Linked DNA regions of Homo sapiens: region 1 is linked to region 2. Evidence: read pairs that join two places in POLR2A ChIA-PET (ENCODE). Cell type or tissue: K562. All regions are shown on one strand. Each heading gives the region's core, and the rest is flanking DNA. Links, peaks and the distances in the headings are about the cores only.

Region 1 (15,201 bases), core at 3,430-11,429, 91 kb after region 2:
AACTAATAAGATGCTGAACTCCAAACAAACATGCCTGATTTTTTTTTCCTTCTGGCCTCTTTGTGGCTCAAATGTGGCCCATGTTCCTGATATAGACTCCCTTACCTTTCCCTTGACATGGGACAAAGACAACCGGCACAGGTCCATCCTGGCATGGAGTGACAATGAAGCCTCACTTTAAGATGGCTGATCAGTGAGGTTTTGAAAGAAAGATCTTCATCAAAAGAGGGAATTTTAAAACTGATTGTGCAAATGAACCAGCTTCTCCAGGGCCAGTGAGCCTCATTTCAAAACAATATGTAACATTTTTCTTTCCGATAAAGCTTCCAACTTCTGTTTGTTCGTTGGACATACTGAAGACCACCCCAGTCCGTGTATATGCCCTGAATTGCAATTTTGTGATTCCCAAATACAGCATTTGATTTAGGAATTTGTCTCTATAATTTATTTTGTCTTTGACACAATTAACCACTATGATGTGTTGAATGGTCGCCCCGCCCCCTGACGAGGTGAGTATTACACTGAATTTAAAAATTCATTCTAGACCGGGCATGGTGGCTCACGTCTGTAATCCTCACACTTTGGGAGGCCGAGGTGGGCGGATCACCTGGGGTGAGGAGTTCATGTCCATCCTGGCTAACATGGTGAAACCCCATCTCTACAAAAAATACAAAGTTAGCTGGGCTTCATGGTGCATGCCTGTAATCCCAGCTACTTGGGAGGCTGAGGAAGGAAAATCGCTTGAACTCAGGAGACAGAGGTTGCAGCGAGCTGAGATCGCACCATTGCATTCCAGCCTGGGCAATGAGAGTGAAACTCTGTCCCGAAAAAAAAAAGTCATTCTATTATAATCCTGATAATTGCTTTGCTTTGCATCTTACTATGGACTTGTTGGATATCTATGTGGCTGTACACTACCCAGAGAAAGATAGAAACAGCAGTGGAGATAATTAGAAAATTGTAATGTTACTATAAAAGAATAACAAAAGGGGGAAATTGTAAGGTTAACTACACATAAAATTGAGATTTTCCTGTTGCCAAAAGGGAAGAAGAGACCTTTTCCCATTTCCCTTTCCCTAGAGCATTTCCTTCAGAAAATTTGTATTGGTAAATTCTTCCTTTGATATGTAAGCCTCTGGCCCCATATATCCCAGGAATGTCTTCGACTTGAACTCCAGGCCTCAAGTGATACTCCAGCCTCAGCCTCCCAAAGTGTTGGAATTACAGGTGTGAGCCACCATGACCAGTCCCTAGAAAGGTCTTTCTTCAGGGCCTTGAGCCATCTCTTTGAAACGTGAACATTGAGGAAGATGACGTCCCAGTCTCCCTGTCACCAGGGGAGTTTGCCTAGGTGCCTTTCTCCAAGCTCTAAGCACCTGCTTGTCATAGAGATATGAGTTTTATTTTTCCTTCAGATAAAGGCAATTAACTAGCACAGATGGGTACTCCAATTCCTTGGTGAACTTAGAACTTGTCTGGGAGTATTTAGTTTTCACCCTTGGCTGCTGCTATACAACCAGGCCAATTAGCTACATACATGGACTTTCTGGTTTCTGCTACCACTTTTTTGATTGTTTGTTTGTTTGTTTTGTTTTGTTTTTCAGATGGAGTCTTGCTCTGTCGCCCAGGCTGAAGTGCCGTGGTGCGATCTCAGCTCACTGCAACCTCTGCTTCCCAGGGTCAAGCGATTCTCCTGCCTCAGCCTCCCGAGTAGCTGAGATTACAGGTGTGTGCCACCATGCCGGGCTAATTTTTGTATTTTTAGTAGAGACTGGGTTTCACCATGCTCGCCAGGCTAGACTCAAACTCCTGACCTCATGAACTTCCTGCCTTGGCATCCCAAAGTGATGGGATTACAGGCGTGAGCCACCACACCTGGCCTCTAGGACCACTTTTGGTTTCTATGAAACACTACACTTCAAAGTGTGGGATCTGGCTTCCAAGACAGCTGTGAAAGGGGCAGATGATGCAATCTAGAAGTGTGGGGGAGTTCATGCCTATGGGGTAAATTTTGACCAATTAAAAAAAAAAAAACCATGAGTGAGAGCCAGGTACGTAAATTCCCTCTCCTCTCCCCATGCACCGTTCCAAGCATGGCTTCTCAGTATAGTCTGTCTAGAGGTGTCCTGTATGGCCCAAAGCCTGTTTCCTTGGGAACCTGAGCTAAAATAATGGGAATTCACACACTCGCAGACAGTGTTAAGTGTGGTGGAGGACCCAGATCTGGGCAGAGGAAAATTACCCCAATAAGGAAATGGACAATTTGAGGATTTGGAATAGAGAAAAGGACTAGAAGAACCAGTAGTAGAATAGCTTATGGGTAGCATTTTTGGAGAAAAAGGCAGTTCTGGTGATTTTTGCAGTGAACTGCTCAGCTCTGTAAAATGTATACTTCCTTTCTTTCCATCAGTCTCCCCTATGAAATCTTCCATAAATTATCCTTTTATAACTATCTATTGCCGGTGAAGTGAATTTTCTTTTTTTCTTTTTCTTTTTATTTAGAGATAGAGTTTCTGTCCACGAGGCTGGAGTGCAGTGGTGCCACCTTGGCTCACTGCGATCTCCGCCTCCCGAGTTCAAATGATCCTCCCGCCTCAGCTGCCCTAGTAGCTGGGACTACAGGCGTGCACCACCAATGCCCGGCTAATTTTTTTTTTTTTTTTGTATTTTTAGTAGAGATGGGGTTTTACCATCTTGGCCAGGCTGGTCTCGAAATCCTGACCTCAGTTGATCCACACACCTCGGCCTCCCTAAGTGCTGGGATTACAGGTGTGAGCCACCACACTCAGCCTGTCAGTTTTGTTTTGAAGAATAAAATAGATTGAGTCTTGTGCCAAAATACAGGGGAAGCTGTACCCAGACAGGTAACAAAATATTATTAACAATAATAGATAGGGTTTCTACATGCCAATAATAGCCATTTAGAAAACCAAATTGAGAAAAATTACACTTATATTGTGACAAAAAATACATGAAATATCTAATAACAGATGATTGGAGCAAGATGGCAGCTAGATCCCGTGCCCCACTCAACGTTCCATCAAACTAGGAAGAAAATGTTTTCAAGGGTCAATCCTTAACAGTAGAGGAAAATAGGAAAACGTGTCAGTGGTCCACCAGATATATTGAGGCATTCCTGGGAGATAGAGTAGATGGGATCAGACTGACAGAGAAACCCGAGGAGACAAGACCACAGCTCAAATCACTGTAGGCGAGAGATGCTGTTTGTTTTTTGAGACAGGGACTTACTCTGTCGCCCAGGCTGGAGTACAGTGGCGTGATCTCGGCTCACTGCACGGTGTATCTCCCGGGTTCAAGTGATTCTCATGCCTCAGCCCCCGCAGTAACTGGAATTCACCGGTGCCCACCACCATGGCCGGCTAATTTTTGTATTTGTGGTAGAGGCAGGGTTTTTGCAATGTAGGCCAGGTTGGTCTCGAACTCCTCACCTCAAGTGATCTGCCTGCCTCGGCCTCCCAAAGTGCTGGGAATACAGCGTGAGTCACTGCGCCCAGTCAGGAGATGTTCTTTGTAGGAAAGCTTCTGAAAAACTCCAAACCCATAATCAAAAAAACATGGAGCGAGAAAGGGCCTTAGGGTAATCATCAGGTAGGTTAATTTAAAAGTTCATTTGAAACGTCTGAACCAGCCAGATTCCCCTCCGACACAACACTCAGATTGGCTGGCAGTAGCCACTTTTGCCTCTAAGATGAAACTCTGATAATTGTTCATTAAAGAAAGCGAAGGCCTGGCGAGGTGGCTCACACTTGTCATCTTAACACTTTGGGAGGCTGAGGCAGGAGGATTGCCTGAAGCCAGTAGATAGAGACCAGCCTGGGCAATATAGTGGGATCCTGTCTCTACAGAAAATACAAAAATTAGCTGGGTGTGGTGGCAAGTGCCTGTAGTCCCAGGTAGTTCGTAAGCTGAAGTAGGAGAATCCCTTGAGCCTGGGAGATCGAAGCTGCAGTGAGCTGAAATTGCAGAACTGCACTCCAACCTGGGAGACAGAGTGCGATCCTGTCTCAAAAAAAATAAAAAAATAAAAAATAAAATATAAAAAAACACAGACATAAAAAAGTAATGCATCACTGGGCGCACTAGCTCACGCATGTAATCCCAGCACTTTGGGACGCTGAGGCCATCAGATCACGAGGCCAGAAGATCAACCTGGCTGACACAGTGAAACCCCGTTTCTACTAAAAATATAAAAAATTAGTTGGGAATGGTGGCACGCGCCTGTGTTCCCAGCGACTCTGGAGATTGAGGCAGGAGAATCGCTTGAACCTGGTAGGCAGAGGTTGCAGGGAGCCGACATCTCACCACTGCATTCCAGCCTGGACAACAGAGCGAGACTCTGTCTCAAAAAAAAAAAAAAGTAATGTATCAGGACTTGGTGTATCTTCGGCACTTCACAGTAATAATGAAGGAAAGAAACACATTTGTGGAGAGGGGACCATGTTCACTCTTTATCTATCCATGATAGACAGTCGGGAGCTTTATATACCCAAGAAACCTAAGGAAAAATGTTCCCTGTCATGACTCACACTCTTCCAGTCACCCTTCCTGGCACCTGTCTTGTGGGCTGGGGGACCCAACTTATGGATCCCATCATCCCAGGGAGAAAGAAAAACCAAATCCTTCAGTATCTCTTTTTGGGTATCCTCTCCTCTGTTTGCATGGAGGATAAGGCACCTGATATCTAGTAGCCGAATGTTACATTTGTGTAATACAGAACTATATTGGGATAAAATAGAATTTGTTTCCTCTGAGACACAGGTAGAGGCACGTCCACACTGACCTGGGGGGCAGCCACCTCTTCCTGCAGTGCCAGGCAGGGCGTGCTCACAGATCTGGGGAACCTCTGTTGCTCCTGGAGCCCCACAACCTCCTTCCTGGCACCCTCTCCCTCTGGTGGCTGTGACAGCCCACACTTGGTCTTGGGTATCCCCTGCTTCTTTGCCTGCCCCTCTTCTCCCTACGCTGCACATCTCTGTCTCCCACTGTCCCACTATGTCCACGATTGCCTCTTCCTCCCTGCACTCTCCATCTCTAAGGGTTCCTTGTCTTGGAAAATGAACCCACAGCCTCTACCTTGTGACGGGACAGAACCCGGGACTTGTTCAGTTCTCCCTTCCTCCACCACACACACCTGTCCTCCTTAATGTTTCTGAAGTCAGTGAGCTCCAAACTCAGCTCCTCCTGCACCTGCCAGCTGTAGGACCTGTGACAAGACGCCTACCATCTCTCTGGGACTCCGTCTCTCATCTGTCATATAGGCATAATGATCATAGTGTGCTCCTTCTAAGGCTGGGAGAACCAGGAGGCCAAGGTGATGGGCTATGGACGGTCAAAACAGCTCCAATCCTGCCTCCACCTGGGGCTGGTGTTTCAAGTCCATGGTGTGTGAATGGAGCTTTGATGTCTCCATTCACACACAATGCTTTGTGCTAAAATAGACTCCCCTCTGCCCTTCCCTTCCCCACAACTGTTTCCCCTCTGCACCGTGCATTGGTACCTGTGAGAAAGAACTGTCCCATTCCCAAATCATCGTCCCCACCCCAGCCCCCAGGCCCTTGGGTGGTGAGACCCTTGATGGGCAGTCTCATGCTTCTGTCCAGGGGACCTTCCCACCGTTGCTCCCCTGCATGGAGACTAAGTGGACTCTTCTATTCCCTGGCCATCACAGGGTCTACAGTGCACGCATCTTCCTCATTCCTCCATGTTCCCCAGATGACGATTTCATCTGTGTCTCTTCCCACATACTCCCAAATGGACCATCCCAGCCCTAGAACCCGAAAATTGTTCAGAGAGCGAAGGCCAAATTGCCCAACCACCTGCTGCAGAATCCTGCTCCAGGACTGAAGTGTATAGTCCCTATCAAAATAAAAACTGGAGGCCAGGCGCGGTGGCTCATGCCTGTAATCCTAGTACTTTAGGAGGCCAAGGTGGGAGGATCGCTTGAGCCCAGCAGTTCAAGGCTGCATTGAGCTATGATCGTGCCACTGCACTCCAGCCTGGACAGAGCAAGACCCCATCTCCAGAAGAAACAAACAAACAAAGAAACAAAGAAAGCCAACAACTGGAAACATCCTCCTCTAGAATGGTGGTCAGGAACATCTCCCCGTCTTGTTCCCTGATGTCTCTCCAGCACCTAGAACAGCGCTCAGCACGAGGACACACTCATTAGGGTTTTGTTGAATAAATGACTCCTTTGACATGGCAATTCCACTTCTAAGAATCTTTCTAAAGAAATATTCACACATGTGCACAAAGCTGTGTGCACAATAATGAGAGGAACAAACAACTGGGGAACGTTTGCAAAGGTTTATTAACTGTCAGTGACTGATACAGGGGAATCGGATGAGGGGAGTACATGCTGAACAGGAAACAGAGTGAGGGGGGCTTGACCAGGACGCATGGCAATGGGAAAAGCAGATGGGAGATGCTTATACTGGTACTTGGTGTGTGTGTGTGCGTGTGTGTGTGTGTGTGTGTGTAAATGCAGAGGAAAAAGTCTGAAATTAAACACTCAGAACTGCCCTCAGTAGTCACATCTGGGGAGAGATGAGGATAGTGCTGTTCTATGGAGAGAATACCTGACAATACTTGTTTTCTGACGTAGGTGCATGGATACACAAACCGAAATATGCATTCAGTATGTCTTGCTCATCAATTATAAGGATAGTATCTAACAGAATGGCACACTGTAAGAAAATACAATGGAAACACTAACATCGAACTCTTGGCACACTAAGAAAAATGACGCTCAAGTTTCACCGTTGTGAACACTTGCTTTCACTTGCTATGCACCTGATGACGAGGGAGCCGCAGCCATGCCCATGTTCGTGAAAGGTCACCACGTTCTGCTTCTCATCAAGGGCATGTGTCGTATCCCCCAGGCTGAGGCGAGAAGAGGGAAGGAAAGTAAGTGACAGCGAGTTCCCACTGCCCAATAACTCAACCTCAACTCCTCCTGACCTGCAGACCCTGCACACTCTGATTCTGCCCTACCCCAGGACCTGGACACGCCTTCCATGGTTCCTCGAAGTGAACCATCTGCTCATGCCACAGTGACTTCCTCGCCTGGTTTATGCATTCCTAGGCTAGAAGAAGGTGTGGCCACATATCAGGGCTGACCTGGGGTTTGGGAACCCACAGCATCCTGGGTGGTGAGGATCCCTGGATATACAGGGTAGGGAGTAGAAAGAGCATGGGAAATCTCATCATTCAGCCTCAATGCTGTACAGTAGAAAATTATGAGAAAGGAATGATTTGGGAAACAAATGACAAGATGGGATACCAGTACCATAACAGAATAGCACATCTGCAGGGATGTGGAGGGTGAGCCGAAGGTTCACTTACGGAGTTACTCGTCATCTTCCTCAGGGTCACTGATCTCTTCATAAATCACCAGCTGCTTTCTCTCACGCAGTCTGTGGGTCCAGGCATGTTTCCCCCTTTTGGGTCCTATGATGGAGAAGAGTTGGAAGATGAGGGTTGGGTACGTTGAAGAGTGTTAGGCTCTGTTTTCTCAAAAAAAGGAGATGCCTCCTCCCTCCCAAGTGCCCATGGGCCTTCTTTATCCAGTTTTTCACATTCTCTGGCTTAGAGAGGCTGAGGCCTTAGACCCACACCAATACACGACAAATACCAATTAATGTTTTAGCTTCTGGCTCCTTCTGTTGTGACGTTTAGATTACCAACCTCTTCACTTACGGGAACATTCACCGATACCTCCTTTCATTCAGCACGTATTTGTTAAGGGCACACAGGCATACCTTGTTTTATGGCACCTCATTTTTATAGTGCTATGCAGACACTGTAATTTTTTGGGGGGAATTCTCACCAATTTTACACTTTTCCATTATTATTATATCTGTTATGGTGATCTGTGATCAGTGAGCTTTGATGTTATTATTGCAATTGTTTTTGTTGTTTTTTAGTCTTTTAAAATAATTTATTTTTGTGGATACACAGTAGGTGTATATACTTATAGGGTACGTGAGATATTTTGATACACGTATGCAATGCGTAATAATCACATCATGGAAAATAGGGTATCCATCCCATCAAGCATTTATCCTTGTGTTACAAACAATCCAATTACACTCTTTTCGTTATTTTTAAATGTACGATTAAGTTATTATTGACTATAGTCACCCTGTTGTGTGTCAATGTTCTGGGGGTAACAGGAACTCCACCTAGAGAAGATAACGAACGTAATTGATCAATGTTGTGTGTATTCTGACTGCTCCACCAATGAGCTCTTCCCCATCTCTTTTCCTTTTCTTGGGCCTACCTATTCCCTGAGATACAGCGATACTGAAATTAGGACAGTTAACAATCCTAAAATGGCCACTAACTGTTCAAATGAAAGGAAGAGTCGCATTCTCTCACATTAAATCAGAATCTAGAAATGGCTAAGCTTAGTGAGGAAGGCATGCTGAAAGCCGAGACAGGATGAAAGCTAGGCCTCTTGCACCAAATAGCCAAGCTGTGCATGCAAAGGAGAAGTTCTTGAAAGAAAGAATAGTATATAATGCAAAGGAAAAGTTCTTGAAGGAAATAATAATACTAATACCCAGTGAACACAAGAATAAGAAAGCAAAACAGCCTTACTGCTGCAATAGAGAAAGTTTGAGTGATCAGGATAGAACATGAAACCAGCCACAACATTCCCTTAAGCCAAAGTCTAATTCAGAGCAAGACCTGAACTCTCTTCAAGCCCATGAAAGCTGAGAGAGGTGAAGAAACGTGTGAAACTAGCAGAGGTTGGTTTGTGAGGTTTAAGGAAAGAAGCTGTCCCCATAACATAAAAGTGCAAGGTGTAGCAGCAAACACTGATGGAGAAGCTGCAGCAAGTTATCCAGAAGATCTAGCTAAGATCACTGATGAACGTGGCTACACTAAACAACAGATTTTCAATATAGATTAAACAGCCTTTTATCGGAAGTAGATGCCATCTAAAACTTTCATAGCTAGAGATGATTGACTCCAACTTTGAAAGAAGTTCTAAAGTGGCTAAATGCTATCGAATAGCATCACATACTACAGAGAAATCTTTCATGAAAGGGAGAGCTAATCGATGTGGCAAATTTCATTGTTGTGTTCTTTTAAGAAACTGCCACAGCCACTCCACCCTTCAGCAACCACCACCTTGATCAGCCAGCAGCCATCAACACCGAGGCAAGACCCTCCACCAACAAGAAGAGTGTAACTCACTGAAGGCTCAGAAGATTGTTAGCATTTTTTAACAATAAATTATTTTAAAATTAAGGTATGTACATTTTTAGACATAATGCTATTGCACACTTAGTAGAGTACACTATAGTGTAAACATAATGTTTTTATGCACTGCGAAACAAACGAAAAACAATGTGTGTGACTCACTTTATTGCAGTGCTCTGGAACCCAACCTGCAATATCTCTGAAGTACACCTGTATTGGGTATCAGGCATTGAGCTGAGTAAGATATGATCCCAGGTTATCACAGATAGAATCGCTTGAGCACCTTTCATGTCATCAGGCCTTCAGGATTTAATTTAATGCCTCCAAACAATTTACGAACTATGATTCTTTATTTCCATCTTATGGACTAGGAATCTGGAGCTGAGAAAATTTGGAAGACTTGTCCCAAGTCACGTGGTTTTTTATATGGATGACAACTCCAGTCTGCATCTCTGGAAGTCATGTCTAACATCTCATCTGGAGCTGGGCGAGCTCTTCAGCCCAGCCTGGACCCAGGCTTGTCTGGGATCCATGCCACACACCCAGTCCACACACCTGAACATAGCCAGAAAAGCCAGAGAAGTTGTTCCCAAATCATTTCCTCTTACCAGATCTCTTATTAATCTTCTCAGAAATATTTGCTTTTCCTGGGGGGTGCAGTTGTTTCCCATCGTTTTGTGGGCCAGATGCTTCTGACACTCCCTTCGAATCATTTTCGTCCTCTGCTGGCTTCTTGGGCATGATCTTTATAATGTGAAGGTTACAGATAAACAGTATCAGTGACATTTCTATAGTGCTTTAGAGCTTACAAAGCGTCTTCACATGCATTACCTTAATGAATGTTCTCAACAACGCGGGGAGAGTTACACTTGCCTAAATGAGACAAACCTGGGAGATTAGAAGCAAAAGGAATGGCCTAAATGAATGCAGTTTCCAGGGCTAGAATGCTTATCTTCACACTCTTTTAAGACTGACATTCGTGGAAACAGCAGAAATCTCCATGTAGTTGAGAGTGTAGTACACAGAATATTTGGAGAAAAATAGCATTCTAAGAATTCACAAGGTCTACAAAAGGAAGAGCTTCTATAAAATACAAGGGATCCCATATAAGCTCGTAGACAGCTGCTGGGAGAGTAAATGTAAAAACATAGGGAGGGGACAAAACACTGCTGGGAAAGATGGTGTGGGGAGATGAATACAGGGAAGGGAGAGGTAAAGAAATGGTTTGCTGAAATTAATCTAGGCAGCAAAGAAAGCAGTACCAGATCTGGCATACCACCCTACCGAGGCACCAACATTGAATGTGGAATTCAGTGAGGTGGTACCCATACCAATTCTGGTTACACTGGGATGTGTCACTGACCAACAATATTAAGCTACTCTTTTTTTTTTTTTGACAAAGTCTCGCTCTGTCACCAGGCTAGAGTGCAGTGGTGCGATCTTGGCTCACTGCAATCTCCTCCTCCCCGGTTCAAGCGATTCCCCTGTCTCAGCCTCCTGAGTAGCTAGGATTACAGGCAGGCGCTACCACGCCCTGCTAAGTTTTGTATTTTTAGTAGAGATGAGGTTTCACCATGTTGGCCAGGACGGTCTCGATCTCTTGACCTCGTAATCTGCCCGCCTCAACCTCCTAAATTGCTGGGATTACAGTCGTGAGCCCCCGCGCCCGGCCCTTAAGCTACTTTTTACTCAGCTTCCTCACTTATGAAATAGTGAATAATACATGTAAAATAAGCTAAGGGAAAATCCTCTCTGAGCTTGTAAACATTGTTCAAATGTAATAATAATAACATTGAATACCTTTCTGGATCCTTCTTTGAATTCGTTCTCCATACTGGCAACCCAACTCCCAGATCCCTTTACCTTCTAAACCAGAGCTGAATCTGCACTTCCAGAATCACTCATTCAGGGGCCTCTGAGGGATCCCCTGGGCTGGGACTGGGGCTTCTCGGATGCCCCAGGTGCAGACAAAGCCCTCAAGGAGCTCAAGGAGGGGCCAACAGTCAAAGCGATTCCTAAGCCATGGGAGTGGCCCCGGTAACAGAGCAGAGGCCAGCTGGTCCTTCCTGTTGCGAGAGTGGGTGTCTCAATGGAAGCACCAGTAGGCCCTATGGGGTAAAGCCCTAGTGAGCAACATCTGAACTTCATAAACAAATACAAACGTGAATGAGCTTTAAATGGCTTGGAGCTCTGGATTAGACTACCACTGACACTGTGCCCCAGGAAAATTCTTTAACATCTCTGTACCCCGATAGCCTCATTTTATTATTATGTTGCTGATAACTATGGTCTATAACATGAACTATTATTCTTTACTTCCATTTCATGGACTAGGAATCTGGAGCTCCGATAACTTAGAAGATTTGTGCCAAGTCACATGGCTTTTATATGGATGACAACCGAAGTGTGTGACTCATTACTATTTGGAGATAATAAAAGAAACAATGTCATAGAGGTCTTCTTATGGATTAAATTAATTAATCCATGTGAACTGCTTAAAATAGTATCTGGCATCACTATGAAAACAAAAGAAGTATTAAGGATCACAACTGTTAGTATTATCAAGCCGTCGGTGCTACATAAGTTGTTGTGATAGACATGGGGAGAAAGAGGCAATGAGGGCGTTTTTGATATTCTCCCTGTCTTATCAGTGTTCACATCCATGAAAGGAAAAAGGTTCTCTGGTCCTTTAGATTTGAGAGATACTCACCTTCGGGATGATTCTGTGGAGCCTGCCGAAAGTCATCTGAGGATGTTCAACTGAAAGAGAACACATCAGAATTTTTCTTTGTTGGTAAAGATTTCCAAACTCTGGAGAGACTTCCGTTGCATGAGGGCATTCTGCAGCAGAGGTTATGAGTCCACTCATTGTTGAGGAGTTATTTGAGATTTGCTTCTGAATTATGTTTAGTCATGGTTGGTTCATTTATCTGTGGCATCAATTCAGAATTTTACATCACATGGTTTCTCAAATGGGGGTTAAATCCCATCACAGTCTCATCTTATTCCATTACATATCTTTTACTTTTTCCCAAATAATTAAATTGATTGGTTGGGAATGTAAACTGTAATCACTCAAGATGTGCAACAACTAAAAATCACTGTACACTTCAAATGGGTGGATCTTATGGTATGTGAATTAAGCTGTTAAATGTGTGATGAACCATGGATGATTTAGTCCAGTGGCTCTGAAATATTTTCAGTATAAAGACACTCCTTTAATGTCAAAACTTGGCAGATACTCAAGCACTGGAGTTTCAGATCTCTTATAGTGATTGTGGGAGATGGTTGATTCTGGCCTGTTTAGCTGGGGAGTAATAGAGATATTGAAGACAGTTTAGACACTCTGACCTTGTCTTATGATTGTATTGTCAGAGCAGAAGAGCAAGTAAACAAATATGTCCCCTTTCTATTCCTGAAATGCACAAAGATCTCTACCCAAGAACCTGTCTTTTTTTCATCCTATGTTATCTCCGCTCACTGACAATTGGGAAAGCTCTCTGTGTGTTGGATGAGGGGTCACTCTTTCAAACTCACTTCCAAGCTCATCATGGAGAATTGGGGTTGTTTGGGAATGTGAAGACTATTTGGTTTCAATAAAGTATGGAGAAACAGCAATCTTTATTACATGTGTTCATCACCCTCTCTCTTAAGATATTTATCCAATATCTACATGCTGTTAATGAAACAATGTCTGGAAGTTTTTGGTGGATCTATACTTTTAATAGTTTCTTTTTTTTTCACTTTTAAAATTGTCTTAACTGTCCTTTGATTCATTAACAGTGTTTAGCTATCTGTTTGTCTGTTGTTGGTGTATAAGAATGCTTGTGATTTTTGTACATTGATTTTGTATCCTGAGATTTTGCTGAAGTTGCTTATCAGCTTAAGGAGATTTTGGGCTGAGACAATGGGGTTTTCTAGGTATACGATCATGTCGTCTGCAAACAGGGACAATTTGACTTCCTCTTTTCCTAATTGAATACCCTTTATTTCCTTCTCCTGCCTAACTTCATGTCTAAAACACCAAAAGCAATGGCAACAAAAGCCAAAATTGACAAATGGGATCTAATTAAACTAAAGAGCTTCTGCACAGCAAAAGAAACTACCACCAGAGTGAACAGGCAACCTACAGAATGGGAGGAAATTTTTGCAACCTACTCATCTGACAAAGGGCTAATATCCAGAATCTACAATGAACTCAAACAAATTTACAAGAAAAAAACAAACAACCCCATCAAAAAGTGGGCAAAGGGCATGAACAGACACTTCTCAAAAGAAGACATTTATGCAGCTAAAAAACACATGAAAAAATGCTCACCATCACTGGCCATCAGAGAAATGCAAATCAAAACCACAATGAGATACCATCTCACACCAGTTAGAATGGCAATCATTAAAAAGTCAGGAAACAACAGGTGCTGGAGAGGATGTGGAGAAATAGGAACACTTTTACACTGTTGGTGGGACTGTAAACTAGTTCAACCATTGTGGAAGTCAGTGTGGAGATTCCTCAGGAATCTAGAACTAGAAATACCATTTGACCCAGCCATCCCATTACTGGGTATATACCCAAAGGACTATAAATCATGCTGCTATAAAGACACATGCACACATATGTTTATTGTGGCACTATTCACAATAGCAAAGACTTGGAACCAACCCAAATGTCCAACAATGATAGACTGGATTAAGAAAATGTGGCACATATACACCATGGAATACTATGCAGCCATAAAAAATGATGAGTTCATGTCCTTTGCAGGGACATGGATGAAATTGGAAATCATCATTCTCAGTAAACTATTGCAAGAACAAAAAACCAAACACCGCATATTCTCACTCATAGGTGGGAATTGAACAATGAGAACACAAGGACACGGGAAGGGGAACATCACACTCTGGGGACTGTTGTGGGGTGGGGAGAGGGGGAAGGGATGGCGTTGGGAGATATACCTAATGCTAGATGATGAGTTAATGGGTGCAGCGCACCAGCATGGCACATGTATACACATGTAACTAACCTGCACATTGTGCACATGTACCCTAAAACTTAAAGTATAATAAAAAAAAACAGTGTTTAGCAAGAACAACATGTCTTTTAAAAAAGAAATGTTTCAAACACACAGAATAGTATGGGGAATAATATTGAGTTCAGTCGCATCTCAACATTACCCCATGACTATGTTAGATCTGATTTATTTATTTAGAATGTTAGAAACACTAGAAACGGCCTGGGTGCAGTGGCTCACGCCTGTAATCCCAGCACTTTGGGAGGCTGAGGTGGGTGGATCACCTGAGGTCAGGAGTTTGAGACCAGCCTGGTCAACATGGTGAAACCCCATCTCTACTAAAAATACAAAAATTAGGTGGGCATGGTGGCGGGCGCCTGTAATCCCAGCTACTCAGGAGGCTGAGGCAGGAGAATCGTTTGAACCCGGGAGGCAGAGGTTGTAGTGGGCTGAGACTGTGCCATTGTACTCCAGCCTGGGCGACAAGAGCAAATCTCCAGTTCAAAACAAAAACAAAACAAAACGAAACAAAACAAAACACACTATCAACAAGTCATGACTGAAGCTGTCTGTGCAGCACTCACCAATCCCTGCCCCCGCCCCTTCTCCATTTACAGCCAGTCTCCTCAATCTGATGCCTTTTTATTCGCATTTATGTTTTTATGCATTTACCATTTACTTATTATCCATGAAAGTACATATTACTTTTGCATGTTTTAGAATTTTATGAATGGCCTCTGTAGTTAACTTTCTGTATGCAATTTTTTTTTTCACTCAACCCTGATGTGTATGAGGGAACAAATGCCAGAGGATCTTTCCCAGGTAGCTGAGCTGAAAAGCAATTGGGCTTCAGGAGACCTTTCCAGCCACTTCCCATCTACTCACCCTGAATCCTGCGGTTATGGTCATTATCAAAATCATTCCCCTGGAAGTCTGTGGCCTGTTTATTACACATGAAAGG
Region 2 (15,201 bases), core at 4,776-12,775:
CTTTCATGAATTCTTTAGATGCATTTCCTCAGCTCAGTAATTGCTTTTTCAACTATATCGGTTTTAACATCCAATCTATTCCGCTGAATTATTTATTTGAGCAGTTAATGTTTTCATATCCAATCTATCCAATAGGTTTTCTATTTACTTATTTATTTATTTATTTGAGACAGAGTCTTCCTCTGTCGCCCAGATTGGAGTGCAGTGGCACGATCTTGGCTCACTGAACCTCTGCCTCCCGAGTCCAAGCAATTCTCCTGCCTCAGCCTCTTGAGTAGCTGGAACCTCAGGCGTGTGACACTATGCCAGGCTAATTTTTGTATTTTTGGTAGAGACGGAGTTTCACCTTGTTGGCCAGACTGGTCTCGAACTCCTGAACTCAAGGGATCCACCTGTCTCGGCCTCCCAAAGTGCTGGGATTACAGGCGTGAGCCACTGTGCCTGGCCTTTTATTTACTTATTTTTTCAGAGTTTCACTCTTGTTTCCCAGGCTGGAGTGCAATGGTGTGATCTCACCTCAATGCAACCTCCACCACCCAGGTTTAAGTGATTCTTCTGCCCCAGCCTCCTGAGTAGCTCGGGTTACAGGCATGCACCACCAAATTCTATCATTCATTAGCATCTGTATCCATTCCTTGAACACCAAAACAGCTTATCTTTTCTTTCTTGTCCCTGCTCCCATCTTCCAAGTTTATAATACTGGGAATTTTAGTTCAAGACTGTAATTTTTAAATTTTTCAATCTAAAGTTTACACTTTTCAATAAATTTTACTATTTTTCTCCTCACCATTGCTTACTGAAATCACCTCCTTCCTCCTAAATTTAGTTTTCCCTTCTCACAGGACTGTATACCAATAATTATTTCTGAAGGGTATATGCGTCATGAATTTTCTGAAATATTTTTCCCCTCATTCTGGATTATCCTGGCTGTATATAGATATCTAGGTTCAACTTTTTTTATTGTTTGTTCTTGTTTTGTTTTTTTGAGATAGTGCCTGGCTCTGTCACCCAGGCTGGAATGCAATGGCACAATCTCGGCTCACTGCAATCTCCACCTCCCGGACTCAAGCAATTCTCCTGCCTCAGCCTCCCAAGTAGCTGGGACTACAGGCATGTGGCACCACACCTGGTTACTTGTGTTTTTTGTAGAAGTGGGTTTCGCCTTGTTGGCCAGGCTGGTCTCAAACTCCTGAGCTCAAGCGAGCATCCGGTCTTGGCGCCGAAAGTGCTGGGACTACAGGCATGAGCCACTGCGCCTGGCCCAAAGTTATTTTAAATCAGCTCCTTGAAAAACCTCTCCATTGCATTCTCTCTTCTCTTTTTCTCTCTGGGACCTTTCAGGATTTTATCTTTATCCTAGAAATTTTACCCCGAGGGTGTGTGTGTGTGTGTGCGCTCGTGCGTGCACAGGTGTGTGTGCACATGTGTGTTAATCAGGCTCAGAACTAGGTGGCTCTTTTCAGGTTGAAGATTCATGTCTTTGTTCAGCTGGGAAAATTCTAGAACATTATTTCTTCAAGTACTGCCTTCTCTCCAGTCTATTTTTTTTTTTCATTTTTGAGATGGAGTTTTGCTCTGACACTGAGGTTGGAGTGCAGTGGCAGGACCTCAGCTCACTGCAACATCTGTTTCCCGGGTTCAAGTGATTCTCCTGCCTCAGCCTCCCAAGTAGCTGGGATTTCAGGTGCCCCCCACCACACTGGGCTAATTTTCGTATTTTTAGTAGAGGCGGGGTTTCACCATGTTGGACAGGCTGGTCTCGAACTCCTGACCTCAGGTAATCTGCCTCCCTTGGCCTCCCAAAGTGTTGGAATAACAGGCGTGAGCCACCGCGCCCATCCCAGTCTTTCTATTCTCTACCTCTGGATCTTCTATTGGATGAACGTTGAAAGTTCTTGGATCTCTTCTCCACTTCCTTTATTATTTTCCTTTCGTAATTTCTGTTTTGTAATCCTTTTCTGCTATATGATAAAGTAGTGCCATGCCTGAACACATTTTTTCATTGGGTTGTTCCAGTTTCTCTTATTGATATGGAAACGCTTTGTTATATATTAGAGATGGTTACTGTTAATTTATTGGGGATGCTTCATTTTCCCCAAAATTTGCCTTTTTTTTTTTTTTTTGAGATGGAGTCTCACTCTGTTGCCGAGGATGGAGTGCAGTGGTGCGATCTCGGCTCACTGCAAGCTCCACCTCCCAGGTTCATGCCATTCTCCTGCCAGGTTCATACCATTCTCCTGCCTCAGCCTCCCGAGCAGCTGGGACTACAGGCGCCCACCACCACACCCGGCTAATTTTTTGTACTTTTAGTAGAGACGGGGTTTCACCGTGGTAGCCAGGATGGTCTCGATCTGCTGACCTCGTGATCTGCCCGCCTTGGCCTCCCAAAGTACTGAGATTACAGGCATGAGCCACTGTGCCTGGCCTAATATTTGCCTTTTTAAACAGTTTTTTATGGTGTCTTTTGACTTAGATGATACTTTAATTTTTACGTCTTTAAATATGTCAGATTCATTATTTATAGCCTTGGTGTAATATCAGGAAGTGCCTATGCCAACTCAAGATGTCTTACACTGTAATATTTTCCTAAAATTTCATCTAGTTCTTTATGACTTCACGTTTTCACATTTAAGTCTCTGAATTTTTAGAATTTATTATTTTATGTGGTTGAAAGTAAGGATTTAATGTTTATTTTTCCAAATGGATAGACACTTGTCAACAATCCTTTATTACACAACCCATCTTTTGCCCACTGTTTGGAAATGCATGCTTAAGTTTGTATATAAATTAGTTTGTTTCTTGACTTATTATTTTGTTTCACTAATTAATCTATTTCTAAGTGTATTCATTTTTGATTGCTGCTGTAACAAATTGTCAATAGCTAAGACAACACTGGGCCCGGTGGCTCACACCTGTATTCCCAGCACTTTGGGAGGCTGAGACGGGCAGATCGCTTGAGGTCAGGAGTTTGAAACCAGCCTGGCCAACATGGCGAAACCCTGTCTCTACTAAAAATACAAAAATTAGCCGGTGTAGTGGCGTGCACCTGATATCCCAGCTACTCGGGAAGCTGAGACAGGAGAACCGCTTGAACACGGTAGACAGAGATTGCAGTGAGCCGAGGTCACCCCACTGCCCTCCAGCTTGGACGACAAAAGTGAGACTCCATCTCAAAAAATATTTATATAGCTAAGACAATTTTTGAAAAAGAAGAATAAGGTGGGAGGAATTGCTCTACCATATTTCAATACTTCTTATATAGCTACAGGAATCAAGACTATATATTATTGGGAGAAAAATAGACACATAGATCACTGTAACAAAATAGAAATCCTAGAAATAGCCCCACACTGATTTTTTACCAAGAGACAAAAATAGGGAAAGATCATCTGCTTAACAAATGATGCTGGGGCAGTTGCAGAGCCATAGGCCAAAAAGAAAAAAAAAAAACCAAAAAGGCCTAATCTTCACACCTTTATACAAAAAAGTAAGTCAAGTGGATCATAGATTTAAATCTAAAATATAAAACTATAAAAGGCCGGGCACGGTGGCTCACGTCTGTAATCCCAGCACTTTGGGAGGCCGAGGTGGGCAGATCACGAGGTCAGGAGATCGAGACCATCCTGGCTAACACAGTGAAACCCTGTCTCTACTAAAAATACAAACAAGTTAGCCAGGTGTGGTGGCAGGCGCCTGTAGTCCCAGCTACTCGGGAGGCTGAGGCAGGAGAATGGTGTGAACCCGGGAGGTGGAGCTTGCAGTGAGCCGAGATCGTGCACTCCATCCTGGGCAACAGAGCAAGAATGCATCTCAAAAAACAAACAAACAAACAAAAAAACTAAAAAAAAAGTTTTACAAGAAAATATAGGAGAAGCGTCTGAGATCTAGGGCATAGTGAATGGTTCAAAAAGCATAATACATAAGGAAAAAATAAATTAGATTTCATCCAATTTAAAACTTTTGCTCTGCAAGAAATCTTGTTAGAAGGATGAAAAAATATGGTATGATCTGAAAGAAAATGTTTGCAAACCACATATCCAAGAAAGGACTCACATCCAGAATATGTAATGGATATGTATAGTACTCTCAAAACTCAACAGTAGGCTGAGCGTGGTGGCTCACATTTGTAATCCCAGCACTTTGAAAGGTCGAGGTGGACGGAGGGCAGATGCCTTGAGGCCAGGAGTTCAAGACCAGCCTGGGCAACATGGCAAAAAACCCATCTCTACTAAAAATACAAAAATTAGACAAGCATGATGATGCGTGCCTGTAATCCCAGCTACTCTGGAGGCTGAGGCATGAGAATCACTTGAACCTGGGAGGCGGAGGTTGGAGTGAGCCAAGATCGTGCCACTGCACTCCAGCCTGGGTAACAGAGCAAGACTCTGTCTCAAGAAAAAAAAATAATAAAAACCTCAATGGTAAAAAATACAAACAAATAATCCAGTTAGAAAATCATGAAAAGATATGAACATACATTTCACTGAAGAGGAAATAAGCAAATAAGCACATGAAAAGATGTTCAACACTCATTTGCTTCACTAGATGCAGAATAACACCACGATGAGGTATCACTACACACTTATTACAATAGCTAAAATAAAAGACATAGTGACAACACCAAATGGTGACAAGGATGCAGAGAAACTGGACACCTTATTAAGTGCTGCTGGGAAGGTAAAATCTTACAGCCACTCTGGAAAGCAGTTTGGTAGTTTCTTATAAAACTAAACATGCAATGACCATACAATTCAACAATTACACTTCAGAGAAATTAAAATGTATGCCCATCCAGAAACTTGTACATAATTGTTCATAGCAGCTTTACTTGTAATAGCCAATAGGTGGAAATAATCAATATGTCCTAAAATAAGTGAATGGTCAAACTGTGCTACATCCATCCCCTGGAATACTACTCAGCAATAAAAATGAACTATTGTCAGGGCACAGTGGCTCACCCTGTTATCACAGCACTTTGGGAGGTCGAGGCAGGCGGATGATGATGTCAGGAGTTCAAGACCAGACTTGCCAGTATGTTGAAACCCCATCTTTACTACTGATACAAAAATTACCCGGGTGTGGTGGCGCGCACCTGTAGTCAGAGCTACTCGGGAGGCTGAGACTGGAAAATTGCTTGAACCCAGGAGGCAGAGGTTGCAGTGAGCCGAGACACTGCACTCTAGCCTGGGTGACAGAGTGAGACTCTGTCTCAACAACAACAACAATGAACTATTGATACACAAATATCAATATCTTGGAGAAATCTCCATGGAATTATGCTGAGTGAAATAAGCCCATAAAACATGATATACTATAAGATTTCACTTGTACAGCATTGTAGAAAAGACAAAATTGTGGAAACGAAAAACAGATTTGTGGTTGCCAGGGATTAGGGATGGCGGATGGGAGGAGAGTATTACTAAAAATGAGTAGCACAAGGGATAGCATTGCGGTGATGAAAATGTACTGTACATTTTTTTTTTCAAGAGGGATTCTCACTCTGTCTCCTAGGCTGTAGTGCAGTGGCACGCTCTCGAGCTCACTGCAACCTCTGCCTCCTGGGTTTGAGCTATTCTCCTGTCTCAGCCTCCCATGTAGCTGGGACTACAGGCGGGTGCCACCATGCCTGGTTAATTTTTGTACTTTTAGTAGAGACGGGGTTTCTCCATGTTGGCCAGGCTGGTCTCAAACTCCTGACCTCAAGTGATCTGCCCACCTCGGCCTCCCAAAATGCTGGGATTACAAGCGTGAACCACTGCACCCGGCCATGTTCTGTCTGTTTTTTTTTCTGAAATACAAGCTTTGTTTAAAATGTAAAGAAATATTAAAAGTAAACTTTTTTTTACAAATTATAATCAAGCACTCAAAACAATTTAGGAATGTTAAACACTAATTCTTAATTCAAAATAATGACATCCATAGACTATATCCTGGTGTTGGTCAATATAAAGTTTACTTAATATTAGTATTTTATAGGCCGGGCACAGTGGCTCACGCCTGTAATCCCAACACTTTGGGAGGATGAGGCGGGCGGATCACGAGGTCAGGAGATCGAGACCATCCTGGCTAACACGATGAAACCCTGTCTCTACTAAAAATACAAAAAATTAGCCAGGCGTTTTGGTGAGCACCTGTAGTCCCAGCCACTCGGAAGGCTGAGGCAGGAGAATGGCGTGAACCCAGGAGGTGGAGCTTGCAGTGAGCGGAGATCGAGCCACTGCACTCCAGCCTGGGTGACAGGGTGAGACTCCGTCTCAAAACAAAAACAAAAACAAAAACAAAACAAAAAAACTAGTATTTTTTATATGCTTAACCATTGATCGTTCCTAAAATTCAATGAAAACAATGATTTGACTTTATAAGGTGAAGCCTTTTATGTAATACGCTAGAGATATCTTTTTCAAATACAAAACCTTTATACCAGCAAGGAAATTATAAAAGCATATATAAAGTATACTGAAGGATGTGATTTAAAGGCTGTCTGTATATACAGATGCATTTCACCTTATAAAGTACACGTGCACATCAAAACACTTTCACTGAATATAGATGCCATTACATTCTCTTAACACTACAAAGCAAATGTCAGGTTCATAAACATTGTCCTATTATGTATCAACTGAAAAAACATATATACACAAAAAGATTTTGAAGACACATGGGAGTGGAATGTGCCTACATTTAGAGCAGAGCTTTTACAGGACCACCTGTCTCCAGCCGGCTCCCAGGAACCACTGAAAACAGCTGCTACCCTCAGAACGGCAAGATGGTCTTGTTAATGATTTCACTGGACTCTCGAATCTCATCCTCCTTGATCACCAGCAGAGGCGAAACCTGATGATGTCACCATGGGTGGGCTTGGCCAGAAGTCCATAATCTCGAAGTCATAGACACACCTCCCAAGCATTACAGTCTATGGTTTCTTTAATAACAATAGCATTTAATAATTATTTTCCTCCCGGGCACAGTGGCTCACGCCTGTAATCCCAACACTTTGGGAGGCTGAGGCGGGTGGATCGCCTGAAGTCAGGAGTTCGAGACCAGCCTGGCCAACGTGGCGAAACCCCGTCTCTACTAAAAATACAAAAATTAGCTGGGCATAGTGGTGCATGCCTGTAATCCCAGCTACTCAGGAGGCTGAGGTAGGAGAATCGCTTGAACCCAGGAGGCAGAGGTTGCAGTGAGCCAAGATTGCACCATTGCACTCCATCCTGGGCAACCAGAGTGAACCTCTGACTCAAATAATAATAATAATAATAATTCTGTTCCTTTTATGGCAGTTACAACATCAGAAGGTAGCTTCATGGGTTCACTTCTCACGATAATACCCATTTTTTTTCTGCATTTTCAGCAAGATTTTCTTGTTCTAAAACCTCAAGGGCTGCGATGGTCACTCAGCAGCCTAGTGGATTGCCACCGTATGTGGACCCATGTTCCCCTGGCTTAATGCTCAGCATTAAGCCATCATCCCACAGCACTGCAGACACAGAGTATCAACCTCCAGAAAGGGCCTTTCCAAGGAGGACTATATCAGGTCTGACATTTTCATGATCAACAGCCAGCCATCTACCAGTTCTGGCCAATCCTATCTGTATTTCATCAGCAATGAACAGAACCAAGCTGGGAGCACGAGATGGGACAAGGGTAAGTTAAAATACCACAAAGCTCCCTGTTCTTACGGAGATTCCGCTGATCTCTCTCTTGCTCTTTCTTTCTTTTTTTTTTTTTTTTCAGTCTTGCTCTGTCGCTCAAGCTGGAGTGCAGTGGTGTGATCTCAGCTCAATGCAACCTCGGCTTCCCAGGTTCAAATCATTGAGTGAGCCCAGGAGGTCAAGACCAACCTGGGAAACATAGCAAAAGGCAGGGTAGTGCATGCCTGTAGTCCCAAGGCCGAGGCGGGAGAATCACTTGAGTCCCGGAGGTAGAGACCAGCCTGGACAACATAGCGAAACTGTCTCTAGTAGAAAAATTAAAAATATTAGTGGGGGCGGGGTGGTGTGAACCTGTAGTCCCGAGGCCAAGGCAGGACGATTGCTTGAGCCTAGGAGGTTGAGGCCAGCCTGGCCAACATAGTGAAACCCCATTTCTACTAACAACAAGAACAACAAAAAAATAGCGTGGGTGGGGTGGCTCACTCCTGTAGTTTTGAGGCCAAGGTGGGAGGATTGCTTGAGCCCAGGAGGTTGATACCAGCCTGGCCAACAAAGCGATAGCCTGCCTCTCCTAAAATAAATAAATAAATAAATAAATAAATAAATGAAAATAAAAATGAGCAGGGCAGAATGGCACACGCCTATAGTCCTGAGGCCAAGATGAAAGCATCATCTGAGCCTAAGAGATTGAGGCCAGCCTGGGCAACATATCGAAACCTGGTTTCTACTAAAACGAAACAAAACAAAACAAAAAATAGCTTGGGCAGGGTGGTGCGTGGCTGCGGTCCTGAGGCAGGAGGATCCCTTGAGCCCAGGAGCTTGATGCCGGCCTGGCCAACATAGGGAAACATGGTTTCTACTAAAAAAAAAAAAAAAAAAAAAAAAAAAATCGTAGGCAGGGTAGTGCATGCCTGTAGTCTCGAGGCCATGGTGGAAGAATGCCTTGAGCCCAGGACGATGAGACCAACCTGGCCAATGAGACCAGCCTGGCCAACATAGCAAAACCTGGTTTCTACTTAAAAAAAAAAAAAAAAAAAAAAGCGTAGGCAGGGTGGTGAATGCCTGTAGTCCCGAGGCCGAGGTGGGAGGATCGCTTGAGCCCAGGACGTCAAGACCAGCCTGGCCAACACAGCAAAACCTTCTCTATTAAAAAATCAAAAAATAAAAAATATTAGTGGGGGTGGGGTGGTTTGCGCCTGTAGTCCCGAGACAGAGGCGGGAGGATTGGCCAAGGCAGATGTAACCAATACCACAATCACATCCCATAAGTAAATACATTTTCCTCTCTCCAGGGCTACAGGTAAAGGATGGTAATTCTGCACACCACACTTAGATTCCCTTTCAAAAATGTAAGCAGAGGTTGGAGGGCCTTGGACTGTTTTTTCAGTGGCAACAGATATAGAAGCCACTGAAGAATGAACTCCACGACTAATTATAGCAAACCTCCGCAAATGTGCTAGTTTGGAAAACATTGTGGCTTTCAAGTAGAAAAATCACAGATTGACTATTTTTTTCTTCCCACAGTTCAGACTAGAATCCAGATTTTTAACCCAAGATCCAGGAACAGTCTTCAGAGAGATCAAAATCTGACGGCGCCTGAGGACCACCCACTTTTTCGCAGTGGCGACAAGGTGTGGCTGGAGGAGGAGACATTATTCTGCAATGTCGCTGCCCAAGGATGATGGACCAATCAGGGCAGTTAGTGAACTCCATCTGGCCAATTAGAAGTCAGAACAGTAGGCGGAACAAGCGAAGCGGATGTGGCTTCTATCAGTCCCGGCTCCAGGGACACAACCTTCTCAAAGTGGGGGTGGAGACTCTAATTTTCCCGCCTAAAGCATCCCCTGGGATTCGCTACTTTAAGTTCAGAGTACGCATGCTCTGATTTTCTCTCTCTTTCGATTCTTCCATACTCAAGAGTACGCACGGTCTGATTTTCTCTTTGGATTCTTCCAAAATCAGAGTAAGAATACACTGATTTTCTTTTTCCATTCTTCCTACCCCTCCCCTCCTCCGTGGTGCATTTGCTATCTAGTTTTAATAAGGAGTGTATATGAGGCAGGCCGCCATCTTAAATCTTTCCTGTCAGTTTCTAACCGCCATCTCAAATCTTTCCTGTCAGTTTCTAACTTTTTCAGGTATGGGATTTTTCCTAGGAACTCTGTAGTAACTTAAGAAATTTGGGCCTGGGGTGGTGGCTTACACTTGTAATCCCTGCACTTTTGGAAGCCACAGCTGGTGGATTGCCTGAACCCAAGAGGCGGAGGTTGCAGTGAGCCATGATCACGCCAGTGCACTCCCGACTGGGCAACAGAGCGAGACCCTGTCTGAAAAAAAAAATCACTCAAATCTTTCCTGCTGGGCTCAAGTGATCTTCTCACCTAGGCCTTGGGACTACAGGCGCGCACCACCCCGCTTCTGCTAAATTTTGTTTGTTTGTTTTTTTTAGTAGAGATGGTTTTGCTACGTTTGTGAGCCTGGTCTCAAGCTCCTGGGCTAAGGCGATCCGCCCACCTTGGCCTTCCAAAGTGCTGGGATGGTACAGGCCTGCTCCACCAACCCCAGCTAACTTTTTGTTTATTTTGTAGACGGGGGTTTTGCTGTGTTTCCCAGCCGGGTCTCGACCTCCTGGGCTCAAGTGACCTGCACGCCTCGGCCTCCCAAAGTGCTGGGATTACAGGCCTGAGCCACTGCGCCTGGCTGATTGCTGCAACTTGAAATGCCCCACATTCTCTCTAAGTGATGGCGGGCTCTTGTAGTCTCAGAAATTCTAGCTCTCTTCGTTCTAATAACTTACAAATCACCCAGTAATAGCCTCTGAACACATTCATATTAGCGATGCTCATTTCTCTTCAGCAGAACAGAACCCCCCATCCCTCTGCCTGATCAGATCCATCACCAAAGAGACCACGTTATCTCTGGGACTAACTTCCCTTCCTTTATTTATTGAGCGGGGGTGTCAGCATGCCCCACTGAATAAAATTACACAGTCATGTCCCTGCCTCCCCAACAAGGGTCCATACATCTTTCAGGGGAAGCCTAGCTCCAGGGAAATTACTAACAACATTAGCCAACCCCCTCCCAAAGACTCAAGGCTGCTTTGCCCATAGGAAACCTGTCATCCCCTATCAATACTTCTCCCAGAGACCCCTGGTTCCTGGTTTTCGTCTGATTTCTCCCCATATCCTTACTCAGGGACAGATAAGCCCCGGATGGAGAAATGCAGCACCTGATTCCAGGTGACTGAGTGGCCGGCCTTCACTGATTTCTCCCTCCACAAGACCAAAGGTCCTGCGGCTGGAAAGTCTCAATCTGTTTCTCTTGCAGGTCAGACTACTCCCTGTGCCATGAACGGAGATGACACCTTTGCAAGGAGACCCACGGTTGGTGCTCAAATACCAGAGAAGATACAAAAGGTGAGGTGACCTAGAGGGAGCAGAGTAGTGACCCAGGGGACAGTGTGGGGTGACCCGGTTTCTGAGGAGGGGAGGACAGAGATACTGGAGACAAGGAGCAGGGTCTCAGGGGAGATCTGGACCCTTGGGAGCCTCCCACCCTCACTCTGTCATCACCTAGCATCCCTGGAGACAAGTCTGTGACCTTGCACTACATTTGGTGACTCTCAGTCCATTCTGGAAGGTGGGAGGAGAGCCAGCCAGCAGCATTAAAGCCCGACAGTGTGGCAGGGGTGAAGCTAGGAAGGTCCCTCATGTTCTGTCAGTTAGCCGTGGCATCAACCAGGAAGGATTATCCCCACTTCCCAGATCCAGCACACAGGAAGCGACTCCAGCTGAATGGCAGACATGCCTAGCTGAGTCCCTGCCATAATTCCTTTTTTTTTTTTTTGTAGGCCTTCGATGATATTGCCAAATACTTCTCTAAGGAAGAGTGGGAAAAGATGAAAGTCTCGGAGAAAATCGTCTATGTGTATATGAAGAGAAAGTATGAGGCCATGACTAAACTAGGTAACAGAAAGTTCTAGGTACAGACAAGTCTGGGGACACATGAGCATCCCTTTTCCTGCTTTGGCTATTTCTTAGGCTGCAGAAAGTACCTCACATTTTCCTTTTGTGTAGGGAAAAATCGCAAGGCAGCTTCTGGGTGTTCTGCTCTTCTATATCCTGTCAGGGCTGAGGGCAGTGACTGGCCACAGTGGAGCTCATACCTGGATCCTGCACGTTTCTCTCTCTTAGGCTTCTGTTCTGATGAGCCCAACTGTCTCTGTGGCATCCCGGCAACCATCCTACCCCCACCCCACACACACCCACTCTACCTTCTCTCGGCTTGTCTCTTTCTTTTTTTTTTTTTTTTGTTTGAGTCAGTCTGAATCTGTCACCTAGGCTAGAGTGCAGTAGTGCAATCATAGCTTACTGCAGCCTTGAATTCCTGGCCTCAAGCAATCCTCCAGCCTTAGCCTCCCAAAGTGTTGGTACTACAGACATGAGCCACCGTACCAGGCCCAAGCTTGTCTCTTAAGGAATAAACATTTTGCTTCTTTCTAGGTTTCAAGGCCATCCTCCCATCTTTCATGCGTAATAAACGGGTCACAGACTTCCAGGGGAATGATTTTGATAATGACCCTAACCGTGGGAATCAGGGTGAGTAGATGGGAAGGGGCTGGAAAGGGTCTCCTCAAGCCCAATTGCTTTTCAGCTCAGCTACCTGGGAAAGAGCCTCAGGCATTTGTTCCCTCATACACATCGGGGCAGAGTGAAAAAAAAAATTGCATGCAGAAAGTTAACTACAGAGGTCATTCATATAAAATTTTAAAACATGCAAAAGAAGAATATATATTTTTATGGATAATAAGTAAATGGTAAATGTATACAAACATGAATGTGAATAAAAAGCCATCAAACTAAGGTGACTGGCTGTAAGTGGAGGAGGGAGGGAGGGCAGGGATTGCTGAGTGCTGCACAGACAGCTTCAGCTGTGACTTGTTGATAGTGTGTTTTGTTTGTTTTTGTTTTTGAGATGGAGTTTCACTCTTCTCGGCCAGGGTGGAGTGCAATAAGGCAATCTCAGCTCACTCCAACTTTCACCTCCTGGGTTCAAGTGATTCTTCTGCCTCAGCCTCCCGAGTAGCTGGGGTTACACGCACGTGCCCCCACACTCAGCTCATTTTTTAATTTATGGTAGAGACGGGGTTTCACCATGTTGGCCAGGCTGGTCTCAAACTTCCTGACCTCAGGTGATCCACCCGCCTCAGCCTTCCAAACTGCTGGGATTACAAGTGTGAGCTACCACGCCCGGCCTGTTTGCAGTTTTTCTAATATTCTGAATAAATAAATCAGACCTAACTTAGCTGTGGGGTAATGTTGAGATCCGACTGGACTCAATATTATTCCCCATACTTTTCTGTGTGTTTGAAATATTTCTTTTTTAAATGACATGTTGTTCTTCCTAAGCACTGTTAATGTATCAAAGGACAGTTAAGAAAATGTTACAAGTGAAAAAAAAAAAAAAGAAAGAAAGTGTTAAAACTGTAGATCCGCCAAAAACTTCCAGAGGTTGTTTCATTAACAGCATGTAGGTATTGGATAGGTATCTTAGGAGTGAGGTTGATGAACACATTATGTAATAAAGATCGCTGTTTCTCTGTATTTTATCAAAACCAAATAGTCTTCTCATTCCCAAATAACCCTGATTCTCTGTGATGAGCTTGAAAGAGAGTTTGAAAGAGTGATCCCTTATCGAAAACACAGAGAGCTTTCCCACTTGTCAGAGAACAGAGATAACATAGGATGAAAAAAAGACAGGTTCTTGGGTAGAGAGCTTTGTGCATTTCAGGAAAATAAAGGGGACATATGTATTTACTTGCTCTTCTACTCTGACAACATAATTATAAGACAAGGTCAGAATGTCCAAACCGTCTCCAATAGACCTATTACTCGCCAACTAAACAGGCCAGATTCTACAATCTCCCGCAATCACTATAAGAGATCTGAAAAGCCAGTGCTTGAGTATCTGCCAAGTTTTTAACGTTAAAGGACTGTCTTTGTACTGAAAATCTTTCAGAGCCACTGGACCAAATCATCCGTGGTTCACCACACATTTAACAGCTTAATTCACATACCATAAGATTCACCCATTTGAAGTGTACAATGATTTTCAGTTGTTGCACATCTTGAGTGGATACAGTTCAGATTCCTAACCAATCAATTTAATTATTTGGGAAAAAGTAAAAGATATGTAATCGAATAAGATGAGACTGTGATGGGGTGTAGTCCCCATGTGATAAACCATGAGATGGAAAATTCTGAATTGATGCCACAGATAAATGCATCAACCATGACTAAACATAATTCAGAAGCAAATCTGAAATAACTCCTCAACAATGCGTGGACTCATAAGCCTCTGCTGCAGAATACCCTGATGCGACAGAAGTCTCTCTAGAGTTTGGAAACCTTTACCAACAATGAAAAATTCTGATGTATTCTCTTTCAGTTCAACGTCCTCAGATGACTTTCGGCAGGCTCCAGGGAATCTTCCCGAAGGTGAGTATCTTTCAGATCTAAAGGACCAGAGAACCTTTGTCCCTCCAAGGATGCGAACACTGGTAAGAGTGGGAGAATATCAACAATGCCCTCACTGCCTTCTTCTCCCCATGTCTATCACAACACCTGATGTAGCACCGACGGCTTGATAGTACCAACATTTGTGATTGTTCATACCTCTTTTGTTTTCATAGTGATGCCAGATACTATTTCAAGCAGTTCACATGGATTAATTTATTTAATCCTTAAGAAGACATTGTTTCTATTATCTCCGAATAATAATGAGTAACACATTTCAGTTTTCATCCATATGATAGCCATATGACTTGGCACAAATCTTCTGAGTTCTCTGAGCTCCAGATTCCTGGTCCATGAAATGGAAGTAAAGAATTATAGTTTATGTTTTAGATCATAGTTATCAGCAACATAATAATAAAATGAGGCTATCGTGGTACAGAGATGTTAAAGAATTTTCCTGAGGCGCAGTGTCAGTGGTAGTCTAATCCAGAGCTCCAAGCCATTTAAAGCTCATTCACGTTTGCATTTGTTTATGAAGTTCAGATGTTGCTCACTAGGGCTTCACCCCATAGGGCCTGCTGGTGCTTCCATTGAGACACCCACTCTCGCAACAGGAAGGACCATCTGGTCTCTGCTGTGTTACTGGGGCCACTTGCATGGCTTAGGAATCGCTTTGATTGTTGGCCCCTCCCTACTGTGAGCTCCTTGAGTGCCTTGTCTGCACCTGGGGCGTCTGGGAAGCCCCAGTCCCAGCCCAGGGGATCCCTCGGAGGCCCCTGAATGAGTGATCCCACAAGTGCAGATTCAACTCTGGTTTGGAGGGTAAAGGGATCTGGGAGTTGGGTTGCCAGTGTGGAGACTGAATTCAAAGAAGGATTGTGAAAGGTATTAATTGTTATTATTACTACATTTAAAGAGTGTTTACAAGCTCAGAGAGCACTTTCTTGTAGCCTATTTTACATGTATGGTTCACTATTTCATAAGGGAGGAAGCTGAATTAAAAGTAGCTTAAGATCAGGGCGCGGTGGCTCACG

Evidence for each region. Peaks named below come from ENCODE experiments on the same cell type or tissue, not always from the same donor. Only the 100,000 strongest peaks of a DNase experiment are listed, where the experiment ranks them.
Region 1: POLR2A ChIA-PET joins it to region 2 with 5 read pairs; 2 of 35 experiments call an interaction of 5 or more read pairs at or near these places.

The regions. Positions count from the first base shown.
Region 1 is chrX:48,258,556-48,273,756 of GRCh38, reverse strand. It overlaps SSX1 (SSX family member 1), which reads right to left. Exons shown (of 8, transcript NM_005635.4): 4 at 15,126-15,201; 5 at 11,942-11,991; 6 at 9,840-9,975; 7 at 7,366-7,470; 8 at 6,313-6,903. The coding sequence ends at 7,370. Among named protein-coding and RNA genes, the nearest start is that of SSX1, 11 kb to the right of the region's middle. In K562, for the core only: no CTCF peak of the experiment used is centred there; no DNase peak of the experiment used is centred there.
Region 2 is chrX:48,351,048-48,366,248 of GRCh38, reverse strand. It overlaps SSX3 (SSX family member 3), which reads left to right and starts at 9,546. Exons shown (of 8, transcript NM_021014.4): 1 at 9,546-9,615; 2 at 10,980-11,068; 3 at 11,503-11,617; 4 at 12,155-12,250; 5 at 14,100-14,149. The coding sequence starts at 11,000. It also overlaps the pseudogene LOC791093. In K562, for the core only: no CTCF peak of the experiment used is centred there; a DNase peak (open chromatin) is centred at 9,294.